2 separate regions of the Mus musculus genome follow, and region 2 is linked to region 1. Evidence: chromatin loops called from intact Hi-C (ENCODE). Cell type or tissue: heart. All regions are shown on one strand. Links, peaks and the distances in the headings refer to the core of each region. The heading gives the core; the rest is flanking DNA.

Region 1 (11,688 bases), core at 1,937-9,936:
AGCCCCTGACACTGACTCTTTTGGTTCATGAGCATGATTCACCTTCACTTATCTACATGTTCTCAAATTTAGAATTTTATCTAAGTTTATTATTATTATTATTTTGTTTTGTTTTGTTTTTCGAGACAGGGTTTCTCTGAGTAGCCTGGCTGTCCTGGAACTCACTTTGTAGACCAGGCTGGCCTCGAACTCAGAAATCCGCCTGCCTCTGCCTCCCGAGTGCTGGGATTAAAGGCGTGCACCACCACTGCCTGGCCTAAGTTTATTATTATTATTATTATTATTATTATTATTTTTATTTTTATTTTTATTTTTATTTTTTTAAAGATTTATTTATTATTATATGTAAGTACACTATAGCTGTCTTCAGACACACCAGAAGAGGGAGTCAGATCTTGTTAGGGATGGTTGTGAGCCACCATGTGGTTGCTGGAATTTGAACTCTGGACCTTCAGAAGAGCAGTCGGGTGCTCTTACCCACTGAGCCATCTCACCAGCCCCAGTTTATTATTTTTAATATTTATTTTGAGATAGGGCCTCACTTGTGCTCGCCTGCCTACCTCCAGTCTATTATGGCATGCAAATGGAGATCAGAGGACAGTGTAAGGTAATGAGTTCTCTCAATTCACCTGTAGGTTCTGGGAATTAGACTGAGCAAGTGCCTTTACAGCTGAGTTTTCTTGCTGACTAGAATGGTAATTTTCTTTTTTTTTTTTCTTTCCTTTTTAATTTTTTAAAAAGTTATTTTATGCATATGAATGTTTTCTTTGCATATATAACGTGTTTCCATATATATATACATACATACGTATATATGGTCCCATGTGGATATAGCTTATTCTATAGCTTCTGTCTACCTAGCTCGTGGAAGGCTCGTTCAATCTGTAGTATCAAAATAAAAATTAGGGGGCTGGAGAAATGGCTTAGGAGTTAAGAACACTGACTGATCTTCTATCCTGAGTTCAATTCCCAGTCAACCACATGGTGGCTCACAACCATCTGTAATTGGATCTGATGCCCTCTTCTGGTGTGTGTCTGAAGAGAGCAGCGGTGTACTAACATATATAAAATGAATAAATCTTTAAAAGGGGGGGAGGGGATCTGAAGTGATGGCTCAATGGTTAAGAGCAGTGATTGCTCTTCCAGAGGTCCTGAGTTCAAATCCCAGCAACCACATGGTGCCTCACAATCATCTGTAATGGGGGGGGGAGGCAATGTCCTCTTCTAGTGTGTCTGAAGATAGCGACAGTGTACTTATATAAATAATAAATAAGTAAACCTTTTTTAAAAAGGGGGAAGGGTTTACAGTATATATGTGTGTGTGTGTGTATACACACATATGTGTATATATATATATATATACATATATATGTATATATATATTTGTATATATATATACACATATATACGTATATATATATATATATATATATATATATATATATATATACTGTTTATATATATAATTAGAAAAAGTGTGGCCGGGCCAGTGGTGGCGTATGCCTTTAATCCCAGCACTTGGGAGGCAGAGACAGGTGGATTTCTGAATTCAAGGCCAGCCTGGTCTACAAAGTGAGTTCCAGGACAGCCAGGACTATACAGAGAAACCCTGTCTCGAAAAATCAAAAAAAAAAAAAAAAAAAAAAAAAAAAGAAAGAAAGAAAGAAAGAAAGAAAAGAAAAGAAAAGAAAAAGTGTGAAATCTGTCATTATAATCCATAGCAGTAATCTCAGCATTTTGGAGGCTAAGTCACAGGGACTGTCCTGAGTTCAAGCCAGCCTAGGCTATATAGTGAGACTCAGACTTGGTTTACAAAACCAAAGGCTAGGCACAATGGCTCAGCAGGTGAAGGAGCTTGAGGCCAAGCCTGATGACCTGAGTTCCATCCCCAGGAACCACAGGGTGGGAGGAGAAAACTGATGTCTGAAAGCTGTCCTCTGGCCCACCTTGCTCTCACAAGAAAGAAATGAATAATGACAACCATTTACCCTCAGGGTGGGAAGGAAAAAGGAGAAAAAGAAACAATAAGGCTCGAGAGAGGTGCAATGGGTACAAGTGCTGGATGAATATGAAGACTTGGCTTTGGATTCCAGCAACATCGGGAGAGAGGGCTGTAGCTGCATAGCTGGCTATAAAACCTCAGGGCTGTGTGGGTCGAGACAGGAGCATCTCCACCAGCTCTGCTTCATGTTCATGCTTCTTTATAGAGACACAACCAACATCTGCCTCTGGTCTCTGCTCAAGTGTACAGGTACATGACTCTGAGAACACACTTGAATATATATACACATGAGCATACACATTTATATCATGCTCATATACACACACACACACACCAAAAAGTAACTGAACAACAACAACAAAAAACTACTGTTGTCAAGAGAATTGATAAATGCATAAAAGGCCAGATGCTCAGGCAGCATGACATAGCATTTCCCCATTTCTATCCTGGTGCAAGAGCCGTGGGAAGTAGTGGGGTTAACTCCTCCACCAACTGGAAATGAATAATGTGAAATAACCTCATGCTGAGAAGGAAAATGAAAGACACTTCTGTAATAAAGGATGATACATACCCAAAACTTCAGATACTCAGCTAGCATGACATAGCTTTTCCCCCATTTTTTTTATCCTATTATGTTACTAATAAGAGTTAAGAGAAGTCTTGAAAATAAAAGTGTCAGAGGTTTGGCATCACGTGCCTTTAATCCCAGCACTTAGGAGGCAGAAACAGTTGATCTATGAGTTTAAGGCCAGCCTGGTCTAAGGAGTGAGGTCCAGGACAGCAAGCACCATACAGAGAAACCCTGTCTCAAAAAACCACACATGCATGCACACACTCACACACAGTCATTGTTCCTTCTATGTGACCTTACAAAAAATATAATCCTACTAAGACTTGTCTTTTCTTGCCTATACAATAGAATAATTCTAACATCTTTCTTCGGGAGTGGGGATGACAATTTGAGGCAGGGTTTATCTGTGTAGCCCTGGCTGTCCTAGAACTCGTTTTGTAGACCAACCTGGTCTCGAACTCAAGAGATTCCACTTGCCTCTGCCTCTCAAGAGCTAGAATTAAAGGCATGCATCAACAAGTCTGGCTAACTCTAGATCTTAACGTACATAACTAGTGTTTGTTAGCATAATACCTAAATTTGATGTGGTGGTAGGTGTTTTGTTCTGTTTTGTTTTTGAGACAAGTATCTCCTTTATTGTCTTGGCGACTCAGCCTCTCGAGTGATAAGATTATAGCCGTGCACCCGTAAACCTGGTCCATAGTACTTAGTTCTTACTGTGTAATAGAGATGTGAACTATCATTTCTGTTGTAACTTTTTCATCTCCCTCACTTAAAGCTCAGAACTGCTTTCAAGGCTATCTATTCAAACCAGGAAAACCAATTCCACTTAATTGCAGAGAGGATAAGCCTGTAGACTCAGATAAGCATTACTTCCTGGAAAGCTGTCCCTGACCTGAGTTTATTGATTAGTCCCTTTAACAGAGTTACCAGCTTTCATTTGTCCCTTGACTTGACCATTATGCCTAAACCTCTACGGCCTAATAAAATCTTCTAACTGTTGTGTTTCCATGTCTGCCCCATCCTTATAGCATGACTTTCTAGAGGGTAAAGTTTGGATTATATCCATCTCTGGGTTCCTAAATCACACAAAGCATGTGATATGAAATGGGAACTCTGAGCTTTGTATCTATCCGGCTTCCCCTCCCCTCCCCCAAGGTCTCTATGTTGTCCTTGCTGTCCTGGAACTTGCTATGTAGACCAGGATGGACTAAAAAACACAGAGGTTCTCTTGCCTCTACCTTCCCAGTGCTGGCCATCAAGCCTGACCCCTCTTTAACTCTCTTGACTTTTTTTTTTTTTTTTTTTTTGGAGGCAGGATTTCTCTGTGTAGCTCTGGCTTTCCTGGAACTCGCATTGAATTGAGACCAGGCTGGCCTCGAACTCAGAGCTCCATTAGTCTCTGCCTCTAGAGTGCTAAGAAGATGTGCCATCACTGCCTGGCTTGGAACAGTGACTTTTAACTCAGGAAATTGACCACAGAGCCCCAGTTTTTAAAACCACAAATCAGTTTAGTGACAGGCTGAGATTCAGAAAGATTTAAGAATAATGCAAGAAATGGGTGTGAAACAGAAAAGCAGTATCCAGTAATCAGAGACCAATGGAGGCTGCCCTCAGTGGTGAGGGTTAATGAGGACCAGACTAGAACAGGAGTTTTGTTTTTGTTCTTAACGATTTATTTCTTTTCATTTTCTGTGCATTGGTGTTTTGCTTGCATGTATGTGTGAGGGTGTTGGATCCTCTAGAACTGGATCTACACAGTTATGAGCTGCCATGTGGGTGCTGGAAATTGAGGCTGGGTCCTCTGGTAGTGCAGCCAGGGCTTATAACGGCTGAGCCAGCTTTTCCAGCCCTAGAATAGGTTTGTGAGGCTGGGGTGCGACTGAGAAATATTTGGGTGCACAGTTTCCCCTGAACGTGGTTTAATTTTAGACGTGGCCTTCCAAGAGCAGTAAAACAGACCCTTCTTCTAGTTTGGGTCTTGATTGCACAGCACACAGTGGTCCTGGGAATAAAGAGAGGCACGGATTACCCGGGTACCCCGATTAAACGAGGAAATGACTCAAAGGGCAGTGCTTTTCTACCTCTGGGAACAGCATCACTGAAAGTGTGAGCGTTTCCCCCTGGAGACCCCCTCCACTCCAGGCCCATCCAGGGAAAGCGCTGAGTCATCCCCCGTAGGCCGGCCAGGGTGGGGCGGGGCTCAGCCAGGTCCCCCTCTTCCCGCACCCCCGGCCCGTGAGAATCTCGCGAGAACTTTGTAGGCTATAAAAGCAGCTCCCCGCGCGCGCTGTCGGGCGACCTCTTCCTGCGTTCTCACGGCTCTTTCTGTTTGTGAGACCTGTGGCTCGACCCTGGTGAGTGTGCGGGTATCGCCGCTGAGAAACGCGGCTCGCGCCCATCACTGGTTCCTTCTCCCTCTGGCCGGTCCCGGCTCGTCCCGGGCGATCACGGGCTGAAGCGGCAGGGCGAGGCCTGGTCCCGCGAGTGCTGGAGCTCTACTCGCATTCTTCACGTGGCGCTTAGTTCCCGGACCTGTTGGAACCCTGAGGCTAACGTTCAGTTTCCTCCTCTCCCGCTCACCGATAGAGGGCGGAGATGGCTTGGTGGGACGAGTTTGTGCTGGAACTTACCGCGCGCACTGGGCTGTGTCGTTGTGTTTTCTGATGTGCTATAGTGGGTGATGGCGTGAGTGGTAGGAACGTAACCTCCAGCGAGCTTGGGGCGTGACCTTCTCCGGCGTTCTAGTCCGATTCCTACGGAGACTTCTCAGCGGCCGGAAGTCGCTTTTCCGGGATTGGTTGAGTTTGGAAATGCTGGGCCACGTTGCAAAGCAAGTTTGATTAAAAGATGGTTTATGTTAGGGGGCACACCAGATAGGTAGTTGCTATGCTGCAGGTGCAGCATGTCCCTGAAAAAAAACAGTTAAAAGTTTTTTAAAGTTTGCGATGAAAGATGCTTTTTTTCTTGGCGTTTCTTTTGGTTATTGGTATTATGAACCAAGAAATTTGGAACTTGGATTCCAACTTGCACTCATACTGAGAGGCGTAAATTTTCTTTTAGATTGTGGGTTTTTTTTTAATGTGTATGTCTACCTGTGTGGTAAACACCCCCCCCCCCCCGAGCTAGTTACAGGTGGTTGTGAACCCATCCTAAGTGGGTGGAGGAATCTGAACCAGGACTTTTCCGGAAAGGAGCAGTGTAGGCTCTTAAATTGTTGCGCCATCGCTGAAGCTCCTAATGTTGTACATCTTAACAATTTATTTGTCTTGGTGTTGACCTGGGTCGATAGTGCAGAAATCGGTTTCTTAGCAGTACATTGACTCTTTTTGTATTTTTCTTAGAGTATCTTGGAAATAGGTTGGCCTCTAATTTGGCTAGCCTTGAACTCCTGAATCTTAAGCTTCTACTTCCCAAGTGTTGAGATTACACATCCCAAGTTTTTTTCTTTTAAACATTTGTGTGTGTGAACCTTGTAGAAGTCGGCTTTCCATCCTTATGGGCATTCTGGAGATGGAACTACGGTCATCAGATAGCAATTACCTTAACCTGCGTAACCTCCCTCATACAGAAATTGAGACAAGTGTTCCCTCGGTTCAGTATCCTCCTCCCTCAGCATGCAGAGTGCTGGGATGATGCTCCACTGTCCCTGGGTTAAACCTAAAGAACGTTTTAAGACACGGTTACTAAATCTAGGTTGGCCTCAAACAAGTTATGCAGAGAAAACTTAAGCTTAAACAGAACACCTAAAGATCTGAAGCAATAAATGCCAGTGTCCTGGCATTGATGTGCTTGGGATTTTTGTGTCTGTTCCATTTCCTTCCCGTTTCTCCCTAATGAATATGCAGAATAAAATGCCATTGCAAAAACTGGCTTAGAAAGGGTGGGAGAGCTGACCTATTTAGACACACTGTGGAGCTGTTAGCAAGTGAAAACAAAGGCTGATTTTTCAGTCTCAATTTTACCCTGGAGTTGGAGCTTTGGGTTGGGACCCTTAACTGTGAGCCTGTGTTCTGATTGAGCTACAGTTAAGTTCCTAGGTAGGTGAAAGCTGTTGCTTATTTAGAAGAATAGGGTTTACTTTTTTTTGTTGTCTTTTCCAGCTGATAGCAAGATGTCTTCAGGAAATGCAAAAATTGGGTATCCTGCTCCCAACTTCAAAGCTACAGCTGTTATGCCAGATGGACAATTCAAAGATATCAGCCTAAGTGAATACAAAGGTAAGATTAAAGAGGCCACTTCACATGTCTTTAGGTTGAAGTGAAGTCAAGGTTAGGACAGTGATAACAAGGGTAGATATCCTAGGTATGAGTCATTTCTAGAGAAAGTATGCTTTATTATACCTTAACATTTATCTGATTACCTTTTTTAGTGGCATTTATTTATTGGGGGAATTCTTTTTTTTTTTTTTTTAAGTTTTATTTATTTATTATATATAAGTACACTGTAGCTGTCTTCAGACACTCCAGAAGAGGGAGTCAGATCTCGTTACGGATGTAGTTGCTTGCTGGGATTTGAACTCTGGACCTTTGGAAGAGCAGTCGGTGCTCTTAAGGGCTGAGCCATCTCTCTAGCCCTTTCCCTTTTCTTTTTTCACTGTAATTAAAAAAGTTTTCTTTAAGATAGGATCTTTATGTAGTTCTGGCTGTCCTGAAGCTCACTATGTAGATCAGGCTGGCCTTGAACTCAAAGACATCCTCCTGCCTCTACCTCCCTAGTGCTAAGATTAAAGCTTGCACAATCTTGTCCCCCTTTGTTTTGGTCAGTTCTTGCTCGCTCTCATCATTTGTTTATTTGAGCTGTCTTACTATCTATTCCCTTGGCTTTCTAAATATGTAGACCATGGTTGTATCTAACTCCTAGAGATAGATACAACCTGCCTTTGCTTTTCCCTTCCTCTTTTTTTTGTTTTGTTTTTTGAGACAGGGTTTCTCTGTATAGCTCTGGCTGTCCTGGAACTCACTTTGTAGACCAGGCTGGCCTCGAACTCAGAAATCTGCCTGCCTCTGCGTCCCGAGTGCTGGGATTAAAGGCATGTGCCACCACGCTTGGTGTTAAAACATTTTTTAATCTTATGTGTATGGTGGGTTTTTTTCTTTTCCTGAATGTGTGTCTGAGCATCATGTACATATGGTACATGAGGAGGGCATTGGATCCCCTGGGACTGGAATGTAGATGTTTTTGAGCCTCCATATTTCTACTGGGTCCTCTAAAAGAGCAGCCATTATGATTAATTGCCAAGCCAACTTTTCAGTCACCTTCAGCTCATTTTTTTTAAAAAAACTACATTTGGTCTTACAAATCAAGTCTTTGGAGCTGTGGCTTTGCTTTTGCTCAAAGGGAAGACTTGACACTCCAATTACCTTTTGTTTTTACCATAGTTTCATGCAGATACTTGGTAGGTTCTGTTGATGGTTTACCTTCTCTCCTTTTAAAAAATTTAGCTCCTAGCTAGGTGTAGTGAATGGAGTGGTGTAGCAGGTGGATTTCGGGTCAGCTAAAGCTGCATGGTGGGACCCTGTCTGGAAAAAAGAAAAAGAAAAAAGCAAAACAATTCGAGGCCAGCCTGGTCTACAGAGTGAGTTCCAGGGCTATACAGAGGAACCCTGTCTCAGGAAACCGGAAAAAAAAAAAAAAAGGCAAAACAAATCTATCAATTATATCTGATCATTTCTGTTTTTGTTTTGTTTTTTGAGGCAAGGTTTCTTTCTCTATGTAATCTTGACTGTCCTGGAACTTGGTCTGCTTGTGTGCATAGGTGTTGGAACTCCTGAGACTGTACTTACAGATGGTTGTAGATGTTTAGATTTTAACCAGAGTTCTTGGCAAGAGCAGCAATATACCTGTAAATGCTGAGGTATCTCTCTAGTCTGCATTCTTTCTCCCTTGCCTTGCCATCTCAGGGTAATTAGGTCTTTTGAGACCATTGCGACTATAGATTTCTTAGGTACAAGCTGCAAACTCTGGTTTTAAATGTACCTTCTTTAGTGGTATATGAGTTTCTGGAGATAGCTTTTGAGTAAAATATTCAGTTAGATTTCCTGACATCACACTTTGTAGTTGGGATGAGAACAGATGCTGTGGGTTGTATGGAGAAGATCTCACTGGCAAACAGTTTAAATAGTACCTACCTCTTGGGAGGTAGAGGTGACCCTGGCACATGGTCTTGGGAGGAGTGCTTGCTCTCTGCCCTGTAGGGCTTGGTCTGCTGAGGCTTCAAAGTGCTTATTAAGCAAAGCCACAGAGAGATTGCTTAGATGAGTCAAAGACTGCTTGTTTTGACTTTCAGTCATAGTTACCACCTGAAAATAAGTAGGTATTTGAAAACGTTCCAGTAAGTAGTTTAGCCGTTAGGCATGGTGAGAGGCTTCATAGCCTTGAAGATTTGCTTTGGTAATCTCAGTTACTAAAGTAAAATTGGAGCTAGAGGTCCTGTTACCTACCGGTACTTAGCGTTCTTTTGGTTGCAACATTTTTCTTGTCATGTCCTGTTGGACTTGTTAGGAACACAATTGTGATTTATGACATTAAACATAACCCATGAAGCCTGGAAACATTGTTCATTAGGTGAAAGTTTGCTGCACAAGCTTGAGGGGCTTCAAGTTATCTAATCCATGGGACCTACATAAAAAATAGGGTTAATTAGTTGAATTCTATAATATCACTAGTCCTATTCAAGATAGATTCAGACAACTAGTCTGTTAATAACACATCTTAACAGCAGAATCAAGAAACCCTGAATATAACAAGATGGAAGGGGAGAAAATTACTCAGGAGATCACTTAATTATTTCTTGCATCATTGTATAAAGGGTCTGACTTGACTCTTTGTCTTTGTTGTTGGTTTTTGTTTTTGTTTTTGTTTTTTTTTTAGACAGGATTTCTCTGTGTAGCCCTGGCTGTCCTGGAACTCACTCTGTAGACCAGGCTGGCTTTGAACTTAGAAATCCGCCTGCCTCTGCCTCCCAAGTGCTGGGATTAAAAATGTGTGCCAGTACTGCCCGGCTACTTTTTTTTCCCTAAGAGAGAGAGAGTGTGTGTGAGTGTGTGTGAGTGTGTGTGTGTGTGTGTGTGTGTGTGTGTAAATAATGTGTGGGTGTTTTGTCTGCATTACCCATGCATGTCTGTCTGGTGCTGGAAGAAGCCAGAAAAGTGTGTTGGACACTCTGGGTTGAAATTATAGGCAATTGTGAACCATCATGTGGATGCTGGAAATGAAATTTGGGGGTTCTAGAAGAGTAGCCAGATCTTAAAACTGCTGGATGGGGATGGTGAGATGGCTCAACGGGTAAAAGCACCGACTGCTCTTCTGAAGGTCATGATTCAAATCCCAGCAACCATATGGTGGTTCACAACCACCCGTAACAAGATCTGACGCCCTCTTCTGGTGTGTCGGAAGACAGCCACTGTGTATTTACATATAATAAATAAATAAATAAATAAATCTTAAAAAAAAACAAACTGCTGGATGACCTAAGTCTTGATTCTCCTGTTCCCTACCTCCCAAGTCATGGGATTATGATGTTGAGTTTCTATCCCCAACTTTTTTGTTTTATTCGGTTTTTTGAGACAGGGTTTCTCTGTGGCTTTGATTGTTCTGGAACTTGCTCTATAGACCAGGATGACCTTGTACTCAGAGGTTCATCTGCTAGGCATATGTTGCTACCATTCAGAAGTTTTGTTTTTGAGATGGGGTCTCCTTGGAATTTATTAAATAGCCTAGGCTGGTCTTGAACTTGTGATTTTCCTGCTTCTGCCTCCTGAATGCTGGATTTTGGAATGCTGAATTACAGGCAGTGTTTGCTACCCACATCCAGGCTTTTTGCGTGGGTGTGGGTGTGTTTTTGAGGTGGGGGCATTGTTAGAGACTTTCACTATGCATCCTGAAGCTGGCTTGGAGCTCAGTCTTCCTGCTACTGGATCTCACCCTGACTTACCTTTACTTTCTGAGTGTACCAGCACACTTGATGTTCTTTGATGTTCTGGGTTCAGTTTGTAGATCATTTACTAGATGAATTGCATTCTTGCCCCCCTTTTTTTTCAGTGTGAAAAGAACTTGGTGTGTATGCTAATATTAACCTCTCAGAAGATCAAAATTGACTGAATAGTGTTTATTCTATAGTTAGCAAACCAAAGAAGAAACAGTCATTTTAATTTAGGCTTTCTTGGTACAAAGGTTATAAAAGTAGCTGCTAAGAGCTGTCTTTATTAACTATGCTAACATTGATTACCGTGTTGGTGATTAAAATCTTCTACAGGAAAATGTCTGCAAAAGAATCTTTTGGAAATTTCTTGTTTTCATTCAGACAGGGTTTCTAAACCTGGCTGGCCTGGTTCTTACTCTGCGTGGTTCAGGTTGACCTCAACTTACAGCAACTGTCCTGAATGCTGGGACTTTAGGCATGTTATCAGTGCCCCTAGATCAGAAACTCAGCTTCAAAGCTAACTTCTTGATTGCTTTTTCCCCCCACAGGAAAATATGTTGTGTTCTTCTTTTACCCTCTTGACTTTACTTTTGTGTGTCCCACGGAGATCATTGCTTTCAGTGATAGAGCCGATGAATTTAAGAAACTCAACTGCCAAGTGATTGGCGCTTCTGTGGATTCTCACTTCTGTCATCTGGCATGGTAAGTTTTTGGTCTATGTGGTACGTGAAATTTTTTGTTATTTATTTAAGTATATGAGTACTATAGCTGTACAGATGGTTGTGAGTCTTCATGTGGTTGTTGGGAATTGAATTTTAAGACCTCTGCTTGCTCTGGTCAACCCAGCTTGCTCCAGTCAGCCCCGCTCACATCAGCCAGCCCCACTCTCAGTCCATCCAGCCCAAAGACTTATTATACATTAAGTACACAGTAGCTGTCTTCAGATGTGCCAGAAGAGGGCTTCAGATCTCATTATGGGTGGTTGTGAGCCATGTGGTTGCTGGGATTTGAACTCAGAACCTTTGGAAGAGAAGTCAATGCTCTTAACCACTGAGCTATCTCACCCGCCCATTTTTTTGTTTTTAGTCAGGGTAATTTTTAACTCAAGCTGGCTTTTAGCCTCATGAATACCTTGTACCACCAGCTTCATGAGTAGGTAGGATTAAAGGTATACCACAACTTCTGGCAGTG
Region 2 (11,688 bases), core at 1,935-9,934, 59 kb before region 1:
TTGTGGGTTGCTTTTTTTTGGGGGGGGTACCCAAAATAACTCCTATCTTAGCATTCCATGTGCTGGGTGTCCTAGTTAGTTAGCTTTAGCTGCCAACTAGACATACCCTAGAATCACCTGAGTGTCAACTGAGGAATAGCCCAGAGTCAGACTGGCCTGTGGGGCCAGCCCATTGAGGTCAGCACCATCCTTAGAAAGATGGAACTCCACTGCAAACAAAGAAACAAACAAAAACAAAAAAGTTGCTGAGCATGAGCCTGTAAGCAAACCAAAGAAAAAAACAGCAGTGTTTCCATGTCGCCCACTCTGATTTTCCTTATTGATGATTTAAGTGTTAAGCCCAACAAATCTCTTCTTCCACAGGTTGCTTTTACTCAATGTTTTAAGATAACAAAATGTAAGCTCAATTTTTTTTTTCTGTTACTGGAGACTAAACCTTGATTCTCATGCATTCTAAGAAAGCACACTAACAAGCTACATTGGAAATCTTAATTTTCATTTACCTCAAATTTTATTACTGGAAACAACACTGTGAGTTGATTCCCCTAAGGAATGCTCTCATTTTGGACAAAATGTCCTCCAAATACCCCGGTATTTGAAAAATCTGTTAGCAGTTCATAATGGTCATCACATGTTGAAGGGATATCAGGTTTACCTACTACTGTGTTTACATTAGTGCCAATTAAAAAATTAAAGGTGCAAATTTTCTTTATAAAAGTGATCTAAATGGCGGGGCAGTGGTGGTACACACCTTTCATCCCAGCACTTGGGAGGCAGAGGCAGACACATTTCTGAGTTTGAGGCCAGCCTGGTCTACAGAGGGAGTTCCAGGACAGCCAGGGCTACACAGAGAAACCCTGTCTTGGGGAAAAAAAAAAAAAAAAAAGCTAAATGAATCCCTGAACAGGTTTTGCTGACCCTAGAGACATCTAAGAAAAGGAGAGGAGCAGAAGATACAATTTCAGAGATACTACTCTGTGTAAAGCCTTCAGATTTTATCCCCAGTGAGCAGATATAAACTGTTTCAGATATGTTTCAGTGAGCAGATATAAACTGTTTACATAATTGTATCATATAATCTTACCTCTCCATTTTATCTGCCGAGGTAGAAGGAGCAGGAGCATCTTCAATTCTATAATCAATAAAAAAGAAAAAAATACAATGGAAGCTCTTTTTAGCTTGGATATTAAGTAGTATCAGAAAAACATAAACACATAAGAAATTTTCATATTTTAAACAACACACATCTTGAAGGACTGGTGGTATATGCTTTAATCCAAGTACTCTAGGATAAAGGCAGGTGGATTTCTGAGTTCGAGACCAGCCTGGTCTACAAAGTGAGTTCCAGGACAGCCAGGACTACACAGAGAAACCCTGTCTAAAACAAAACAAAACAAACAAACAAAAAAATATAAAAATATTGCCGGGCAGTGGTGGCTTACGCCTTTAGTCCCAGCACTTGGGAGTCGCAGAGGCAGGTGAATTTCTGAGTTTGAGGACAACCTGGTCTACAGAGTGAGTTCCAGGACAGCCTGGGATACACAGGAAAAAAAGAAAAGTAAAAATACTAAAGGCACATATGTAATTCACACTGACGTAGAACTGAATAAGAACAGTATGGATAATATACTTTGAGGCCTACGTGGGGACACAATGAAACACCCCAATTAGGGGTTAGAGAGATTTATCAGTGGTTAAGAGCACTGGCTGTTCTTATAAAGGAACTAGTCTGGGTTCCCAATTCCAATATGGTGTCTGACGACCTTGCAAAATTCCAGATCCAGAGGTTCAGAAAGCCTCTATTTTCCACAAGAATTGTATGTACACTGTGCTCAACATACATACAGCCAAAATCCATACATGTAAAAAAAAAAAAACCTTTAAAGAAAGCCAGGCATAGCTGGGCAGTGGTGGCATTTGTCTTTAATCCCAGCCCTTGGAAAGCAGAGGCAGGCTAGGCAATCATGGTCTACAGAGCTATAGTTCTAGGAGAGCCTGAGCTATACAGAGAAATCCTGCTTCAAAAAAACAAAGGAGGGGGCTGGTGAGATGGCTCAGTGGGTAAGAGCACCCGACTGCTCTTCCGAAGGTCAGAAGTTCAAATCCCAGCAACCACATGGTGGCTCACAACCATCCGTAACGAGATCTGACGCCCTCTTCTGGAGTGTCTGAAGACAGCTACAGTGTACTTACATATAATAAATAAATAAATAAAATCTTAAAAAAAAAAAAAAAAAAAAAAAACAAAGGAGTGAGAATATCAAGTGATTCTAATAGGAAACTAACCAATACAATGAGGAAATAGCTAAAAAGAAATAATAAAGAGGACTGGAGAGATGGCTCAACAGTTAAAGAGCACTGGAGGCTCTTCAAGAGGTCCTGAGTTCAATTCCCAGCAACTACATGGTGGCTAACAACCATCTGTATGTAATAGGATCCAACGTCTACTTCTTGTGTTACTGTGGCAAGTGACTGTCTACTCATATACATAAAATAAATAAATCTTTTAAAAAATGATAAAGAAAAATCCTTGTGTAGTGTGGGGTTTTTAATTGGTTAATATTCACAATGTGGGGAAAGCATGGTACATACTGTATAGTCTAAATTACCCAAGTGTGTGTATGCTTGCAGGATCTAGAATGACACATTGACCTGAACTGCTTGTGACTGGGTAACTTTGTTCTTGCTTTCTTGTGTTTTGTTTCCTGTAATGCATATACTAAAAAAATAAAGCTTCTTTAAAGAAAAAACAATAAAGAAATGTTTAATGATTTTTTAAAGACTTTTTTTTCATTGTGTGCTATGATGTGAGAAGGGGAACAATGTGCATGTATACCAGAGTACACATAGGGAAAACACTTTAGCCATCTCTGGCTACCCCTCATAATATTGTAAATCCAACCATTTTGTAGTGTTTAAATAGAAAATACAGCTGTCATATGAAAAAAAAAAAAAAACTAAGAGACTAAGAATGCAGCAGCCAATAAACAGCCCTGGCTGTCTTGGAACTCAACCGTAGACCAGGCTGACCTTGAACTCAGAGATCCACCTGCCTCTGCCTCTTCAGTGTTGGGATTAAAGCCATGTGGCCACCACTGCCAGGCAAGACATAAAATTCAAATTGAACAGCAAGAGGCTGGTATAGGCATTTGCTATGCTAGAAAGATGGCTAAGGTGTTAAAGAGCACATGTGGGTTCAGTTTCCAACATCCACATGGTGGCTAATAACAACCAGTAACTCCAACTCCAGTAGATCCAACATCCTCTAATAGCTTCACATGGCATACACTCACAGACACACACATAAAAGAAAAACCCAGCCGGGTGTGGTGGAGTACACCTTTAATCCCAGAACTCGGGAGGCAGAGGCAGGCGGATTTCTGAGTTTCGACACCAGCCTGGTCTACAAAGTGAGTTCCAGGACAGCCAGGTCTATACAGAGAAACCCTGTCTCAAAACAACAACAAAAAGTAGGCATGTAATTTTCTGTAAATACCCATTCAGGAAGGAAGCTGGTAATTACTTCACCAACAGCCAAAGTGTAACTGAACACAAATGAATACATGAAAATCTCTGTAAAGTTTGTTTATACAGTAATTTAAAAAAAAAAAAAAAAAGCTGGGAACTGGCAAGCTGGCTCAGTGGGTAAGAGCACTGACTGCTCTTCTGAAGGTCCTGAGTTCAAATCCCAGTAACCATGTGGTGGCTCACAACCATCTGTAATGAGATCTATCTCCCTCTTCTGATGGTCTGAAGTCAGCTACAGTGTCTATGTATAATAATAAATCTTTGGGCCAGAGCAAGCAGGGGCTGAGGGAGTGGAGTTGACCAGAGCGAGCAGAAATCCTAAAAATTCAATTCCCAACAACCATGTGAAGGCTCACAACCATCTGTATAGCTATATTGTACATATAGCTTACAGATAGCTTATGTACTTTCAGACATAAAATAAATAAATCTTAGAGCAGCTGGCCAGGCAGAGGTGGGGCACACCTTTAATCCCAGCACTTGGGAGGCAGAGGCAGGAGGATTTCTGAGTTTGAGGCCAGCATGGTCCACACAATGAGTTCTAGGACAGCCAGGGCTACACAGAGAAACCCTGTCTCTAAAAAAAAACAAAAACAAAAACAAAAAAAGGCTGAAGGTTGTGGTATACTCCTTTAATCCCAGCACTTGGGAGGCCAAGGCAGCCAGGACTACACAGAAAAACAAAAAACACAGTTTGGAAATCTGAGGAGATGCTAGGCATTCCCAAACTGTAAAGTACTGGAAGGAAAGGGATCCCCAACGTAATACAAGCAGCTGTTCAGAAAGCACCAGAAATGGAGTTTCTACCGAATTCCTAAACTTAATCTACTCTGGCCCTAAAAATATCAATGAAGAGGACCTAGGAAAGTGGAATCTGAGGGTAAAACTGCACTTTCCCAAATGGTTGAGTGGTTAGAGACCCACTGATTTTCAAGAACCCACTAGGAAAGGAACCAAAAGGTGATAGGGTAAACTGTACGGAGTGAAACGTCATCTAAAACATAAACCTATAGAAAAACCAATCAAATATCTCACAGACACCTTTACTTTTACCCAAGGCAAAACTTGGTTAAAAAAAAAAAAAATGCTCAAGGGACAGAAAAAAATAGAATCCAGGACCTAAAAAAGGCAAGGTAAACTGGAAAATCGAACCTGTATGGAAAATAACTTCTTTCCTCGAACTGATGAATGCTTCTGTGCATATGGGAGAGATCAAGTTAGATTAGCACTTTAAAGCTCTCAAATCAAGCATTCCTCCTTTGGGGTCCTTTCGCTTAGCAAACTCATCTAGCAAGTAAACACTAGACTGATAGCTACATACAGCCTTTACCGAAGACACTACGCAAGTAAAGTGTCCCTTGAAGCAACAAAATCCCCGTCCCACATACCGAAAACCTAACGAATCAAGACACTTCTCCGCAAAGGTTAAGAGTTACAAAGCTTCAGTCCCGTAGCCACCCTCAAGATTACTGTAAACCTGGTAGTGAGTATATAATAAAATTCATTGCGCCCCACCGACCCGGCAAAAGCAGCATCCACTCCAAACAATGGAGTTTTCCCGCCTCCTACAGGCCCCGCCCACTCCTAAGAGCCAAAACTACGACGATCAGCGTGCAAAGCCCCGCCCTCTGAGAGGCCCCACCCACCCGCGTCCCCTGTTCCAAGCCTCCATCCTCGTGTGGGTTTTTTTTTTTTTTTTTTTTTTTTGGCGCCAAATCTGTTGGCCAATTTCTCGGTACGTCTACAGACTCTCTACAGAGACGCACCCTAGGAGTGCGCGATCAGGAGGGGCTCAAGGACCGACTGGAGCCGGGCCCCGCCTACCTACCGGCAACCTCGGGCAAGGGGTGGAAAAAAGGGGCCGGCGATGGAGCCAGCCACCGCTGCCCCCGGCAAGATGGCGGCCGTGAAAAGCCGGGCAGGGGGCGCCAGCCACCCGCCGTTACCGCTGGCGCGCCAGCTCTTCGCAAGTAGGGCTTCTCCACAGAGCAACCCTCTCCGCACGGCCGCCGTTGTTCCGGGGAAGGCAGCTGTCCCACCCACCAGCCCGTCCCGCCCGGGAAGCCAAGTCCCCGGACTCTCCCTGAGGACTGGCCTCAAGCTCGCCACAGTCCCGCTTACTTGTCAGCGGAAACCAGCTCCGCGGCGATGGCAGCAGCGGCTGTAGACTCTGTGGCCATCGTTCCCCTGAGGTGGTGGGCCAGTGGGCAGAACACTGCCTGCGAAGAAAACCAGAGAATTCCGGACAGCAGAGACTCACTCAGGTAGAGAAAATGGCAGATTGGAGACCCCGCGCGGTTGAGGCCCTCTTATATACCAGGTCCCTTGTCCCGCCCATCCACTTCCGGATCCTCCCCCCTCGGATTTAAAGGACTAGGACTCAACACCTTTCTGTCACAAGGACACAGCCCTGTATCCCTTCCCGTTTGGGTATCTTCCCGCCCTAGCCCGTTTTTCCTTAAAAAAAGAAAAAAAGAAAAAGAAAGTAAGATAGAAAGGAAAAAGAAAACAAAAATCAAACAATTTCCTGCTTCTGTGGCTAGTCGTGATAGAAGCAAAATCTCAGTACTACAACTTCTGAATGGGAGCCAGCCTAGAGATTCCACAATTAAGTGGAGCCAGTGAGTCTCTGCGACTGTGGAAAAAGTAGTCCCGAAGGTGTCTTTCTGACGGGGATACCCGAGAAGGTGACAGGTATTCCCTATGTCCTCTCAGTCTTAACGGATGGAAACGCAAGAGCTGAGCACGAGTACAGCAGCAACGGCTAGAACTGACCAGACAGACGCGTGGCTCTGGGCCTCAGCAACTACTGACGAAACAAGATGCTGCTCTAGGATTGGCTACAGATAAAACTATCGCGCTTGATTCAAAACTCTTAGAGGGGCAAAGGGATGCGGGTGTTTAGATCCACCGCCTTTGACTGATCCAATCCGTTGCTGCCATCATCTTACTTTACCCACGTCCAAGTTGTTAAGTTAAATCCTGTACTTAAAACACTTTAAATATTTTAGCTGTCTCTCTTTTTTTTTCTTTCATATATATTAGGTAGGGACTTACAGTCTATCCCTGGCTAGCCTGAAACTTGCTATTTAGACCCACTGATCTCTAACCCACAGACATCTGCCTGCCTGTGATTGCGAGGGCTGGGATTACAGGTGAGCAGCACCACACACGCCTTCTTTTACAACCTTTTGTAACTCCAGTTCAAGGGCATTCAATCAATGCCTTCCTGTGACCACCAGAGCCACTAGGCACACACATGGTACACATTTATGTATGCAGATACACTCATACACATTAAATAAAAGTAAATGTGGCTGGAAAATTCGCTAGGAGGTTAGGAGCACTTGTTATTCTTGCAAAGGATCCTGTTTCAATTCCCAGCACCCACAAGGCGCCTCACCACTTCGTTAAGCTCCAGGCATGCATATGGTGCACAGACATGGATGTAGGTAAAGCATTTATTCACACAAAATGAAAAAAAAAAAAAAGAACTAAAAATGGATAAATAGAAATAAGTGGGTTCCTTTAAAAAATAACTTGGGGGGGGCTGGTGAGATGGCTCAGTGGGTAAGAGCACCCGACTGCTCTTCCAAAGGTCTGAAGTTCAAATCCCAGCAACCACATGGTGGCTCACAACCATCTGTAACAAGATCTGACGCCCTCTTCTGGAGTGTCTGAAGACAGCTACAGTGTACTTACATATAATAAATAAATAAATCTTAAAAAAAAAATAACTTGGGTATGATGGCACACACCTTTATAATTTATTTAGTTGTATTTCATGTACATTGGTATCTTGTCTGCATGTATGTCTGTGTAAGGGTGTCTGAACCCTTGGAACAAGAACTACAGATAGTTTGTTCCTCTCCAAGAATAGCCAGTGCTCTTTAACCGGTGAGCCATCTCTCCAGTCCTAGCACACACCTTTAATCTCAGCACTCAGGAGGCAGACTGGTCTCCCTGGATTTGAACCCAGAATGTTTTACAGAGCTAGTTCTAAGACAGCACACCTGTTTCAGCACTCCAAAGGCAGAAGCTGTTGAGGCAACCTAATCTATGTAAGGAATTCCAACACAGCCAAGGCTTCATAGTGAGATCTTGTTTCCAAAAAAAAAAAAAAATTTTGTCCGGCAGTGGTGGCACATGCCTTTAGTCCCAGCACTTGGGAGTTCGAAGCCAGCCTGGTCTACAGAGTGAGTTCCAGGACAGCCAGGGCCACACAGAGAAACCCCTGTCTCAGAAAAACAAAACAAAACAACAACAACAAAAAAAAACCCACAAACTTTGATCTTTTAAATTATGTATACAAATATAGATTTGTGATTGTGAGTTGAAATAGAGGTAAGAGAAATTGATTCCCCTAGAGCTGGGATTACAGGTAGTTGTGAACCTTTAGATATAAGTGCTAGGAACCAAACTCCAGTCCTTCGGAAGTTACAAGTGTTCTTAACTGATGACCCACCTTTCCAGCAACTGGTGTTACATGTTTTAGTTAACTGCCAGATCTTTAATTTTCCTTTGAGATTTGTTTGTTTGTTAATGTTAAATAGGATGAGATATTTGAGTCACGAATTTAACAAAAAATTAAGGCAGGGCAGTGGTGGCACATGCCTTTAGTCCTAGTATTTGGGAGACAGGAGGATCATTGAGTTCAAGGCCAGCCTAGTCTAAAGAGCAAGTTCCTGGGGGCTGGTGAGATGGCTCAGTGGCTAAGAGCACCCGACTGCTCCTCCGAAGGTCCGGAGTTCAAATCCCAGCAACCACATGGTGGCTCACAACCATCCGTAAGGAGATCTGACTCCCTCTTCTGGAGTGTTTGAAGACAGCTACAGTGTACTTACATATAATTAATTAATAAATAAATAAATAAATAAATAAATAAAAAAGAGCAAGTTCCCAGGACAGCTAGGGCTACACAGAGAAATGCTGTCCAAAAAAAAAAAAAAAAAAAAACCCAACAACATTTAATTGACTTTTTAAAAAAAAATATTTATTTATTTTATGTATATGAGTACACTGTAATTGTCTTCAGCCACACCAGAAGAGGGCATAAGATCCCATTACAGGGCTGGTGAGATGGCTCAGTGGGTAAGAGCACCCAACTGCTCTTCCGAAGGTCTGGAGTTCAAATCCCAGCAACCACATGGTGACTCACAACCATCTGTAACAAGATCTGACGCCCTCTTCTGGAGTGTCTGAAGACAGCTACAGTGTACTTACATATAATAAATAAATAAATCTTAAAAAAAAAAAAAAAGATCCCATTACAGACCAGGACAGAGGACCTGAATTTAATCCCTTGATCCCATGAAATGTCAAGGGAGAACAGCCAAGAATTGTCCTCTGACTTCCATACCATTTTACCACTGAGCTCCATCTCTGCCCTGACTTGCTTTGTTTTAATTCCTTAATACAAGAGGAAGCTGTAGAATCATTTAGAACCACAAGCTAGGAATAAGGGAATAGCTCAATGGTAGAATACTTGTATTGTTTGCTCAGAACTTGGGTTTAATGCCCCGCACCACAAAGAAAAACAAAGCAACCCAGGTATAGTTACAGAAATGAATTGGAGGAGTAAAAAGAGGGTAGAGAAAGACATAGGAGCCCAAGCTGTTCTAGACTCAGGAATCTTCCTCCTTGGCTTTCCAAGCAGTGGGTATCCAACATGCCTGGTTTAAGATTGGTTCCTTGTCATACTGGAACCTTTAATCCCAGCACTCAGGTGGCTAGGCAGGGGGAGTCTAAACTCAAGGCCAGGGTGGTCTACATAGTGAGATCTGGGTTAGCCAAGGATATATAGTGAGGCTATCAAGGGAGAGGGGGAGGGGAAGGGAGAGAGGATTCCTTCCTCTTTCCTAGCCAATAGAATTCCTTTTCAAGCCGCTTTACTTGTTTCCTAGGTTGTGTCAGGGTTTAGATATAAAATGTCCCTGTGCTGAGTAGCTCTACGTCAGACTGACACAAGCGAGAGTGAATTTCTGGTTTCTCTGAAAAAACCAGTTGTGTCATGTGACGTTTTTCTAGAGTTGTCCTGTGAGAGGATGTTTTGCTGAAGCAGACATGTGAATGGCATGTGATGTTTTGATGGAGCAGATGCTTCAGAGTGCACGTGATGTTTGGAAAGGGCCTAAGTAGAACCCCACCAACAGTGGAAGGACCGCTTGCATTGCTAGGCCTTCCATGGCCATGCAATGCTTAGATGGTCTTCACTGGTCTTCACTTCGTAGAGAGAAATGCGCTAAAGAACTCATGGGATTTCGGCTGGTTCTTGCTGCTTCCACTAACTCAGGCAGACTCAGAAGCCTTGTGATTTCTGCTGGATCGAGCTCCAGCTTCTAATCTGCATTTGGTGTTTGCTATTGCACTGAAGTGCTGGTATCCTGACAAGAGTGGAATCACCCTAAAGAACTACTATTAAACAGGTCCACAATCCCCTTTTCCTATAAACCTCCTTTTCACCTAACTCTGGTTGGTGGGCTAGAGGGGAGGTTGCAGTGTTCAAGAACCCTAAATGAAGTAGATTTAGAAAAATCTAAGCCCACACTAAAGTCATGGGGAAGGAAGACTCTTGATTTAAAAAAAAAAATGCTCCTATAAGATTTGCCTATAGGTTAGCCAGGCCTGGTGGCACCTTTAATCCCAGCACTTGGGAGGCAGAGGCAGGCAGATTTCTGAGTTCGAGGCAAGCCTGGTCTACAGAGTGAGTTTCAGGACAGCCAGGGCTACACAGAGAAACCCTGTCTTGAAAACAAACAAACAAACAAACAAACAAAAAGAATTGCCTATAGGCAAGCTTGTAGGACATTTTGTTGATTACTAATCGATATTGGTACAGCCCAGTGTGAATGATATAACTCCTCGGTAGGTCGTCCTAGCCTGTATAAGAAAGGCTGAGCAAGCCATGAAGAGAAGCTAGTAGTAAGCCTTGTTCCTCCCTGGCCTCTGGGTCATTTCCTGCTTCTAGGTTTCTGTCTTGAATTCTGGCCCAGACTTCCTTCAGCAATGGAGTGTGATCTGAGAGTTGTAAGCATAAATAAACCCCCTCCTTTCAAAGTTGCTTTTGATCATGGTGTTTTATGACAGCAATGGATCCTAAGACAATTTCCAGTCTTCTGTTTGAATACTTGGTTCCTAGTGTTGGTCTTTAGGAAGTAGTGCCTCGTTGAGGAAGTGGGTCACTGGGTGTCTTAGTTAGGGTTTTACTGCTGTGAACAGACACCATGACCAAGGCAAGTCTTATAAAAAAACAACATTTAATTGGGGCTAGCTTACAGGTTCAGAGGTTCAGTCCATTATCATCAAGGTGGGAACATGACAGCATCCAGGCAGGCATGGCACAGGCAGAACTGAGAGTTCTACATCTTCATCCAAAGGCTGCTAGTAGACTTCCAGGCAACTAGGGTGAGGATCTTATGCCCACACCCACAGTGACACACCTACTCCAACCAGGTCACACCTATTCCAACAAGGCCACATCTCCAAATGGTGCCACTCCCTGGCCCAAGAATATACTAATCATCACACTGGGGAAGGACCTTGAGGTTTATAGTAAGTTCCATTTGATGTCTGATTAGCACTTCCTAATCTTTCAGATGTGAGCAAGCTGCCTCACTTTCTCATCACCACACCTGCCACCATGTCTTCCCTGCTACAATGGACTGTGTCCCAAAAATACATCCCTCTGCATTGCTGAACTGTCTGGACCCACCAAATCGAATAATGACACAATGACTTTTTATTAATATAAAAGTTTTAGGCCAGCCGGGCATAGTGGCTTACGCCTTTAATCCCAGCACTCAGGAGGCAGAGGCAGGCGGATTTCTGAGTTCGAGGCCAGCCTGGTCTACAAAGTGAGTTCCAGGACAGCCAGGACTATACAGAGAAACCCTGTCTTGAAAAACCAAAAAAAAAAGTTTTAGGCCTTGGCTTAGGCTTGTTCCCAAGTAGCCCATATAACTTAAATTAACCCGTTTATTCTAATCTATGTTCTGCCAAGAGGCCCACTAACTCTCCTCAGCCCTGACATCTATTTCTTCCTCTGTGTCTGATTGGCAAGTCTCCCATACCTGAATTTGTCCCAGAGTTCCTATCTCTGCTGGATGTCCCACCTATCTTCTACCGATATAGAGCAACTTTTTATTAAACCAATCAAGATGA

The links. Peaks named below come from ENCODE experiments on the same cell type or tissue, not always from the same donor. Only the 100,000 strongest peaks of a DNase experiment are listed, where the experiment ranks them.
Region 2: it touches region 1 in a loop (7-fold over the local background); 5 of 42 quality-filtered maps call a loop at or near these places.

The regions. Positions count from the first base shown.
Region 1 is chr4:116,680,731-116,692,418 of GRCm38, forward strand. Prdx1 (peroxiredoxin 1) reads left to right here and starts at 4,869. Exons shown (of 6, transcript NM_011034.4): 1 at 4,869-4,930; 2 at 6,677-6,793; 3 at 11,046-11,199. The coding sequence starts at 6,688. It overlaps AV051173 (expressed sequence AV051173), which reads right to left and starts at 5,292. Exons shown (of 3, transcript NR_040442.1): 1 at 5,207-5,292; 2 at 4,915-5,108; 3 at 4,232-4,578. In heart, for the core only: a CTCF peak has its summit at 5,149; a DNase peak (open chromatin) is centred at 4,781; H3K4me3 peaks cover 2,349 bases; H3K27ac peaks cover 2,677 bases.
Region 2 is chr4:116,621,683-116,633,370 of GRCm38, forward strand. It overlaps Nasp (nuclear autoantigenic sperm protein (histone-binding)), which reads right to left and starts at 6,269. Exons shown (of 16, transcript NM_016777.3): 1 at 6,208-6,269; 2 at 5,650-5,747; 3 at 1,085-1,132. The coding sequence starts at 5,708. In heart, for the core only: a CTCF peak has its summit at 5,430; DNase peaks (open chromatin) are centred at 5,279, 5,829 and 6,329; H3K4me3 peaks cover 3,240 bases; H3K27ac peaks cover 2,708 bases.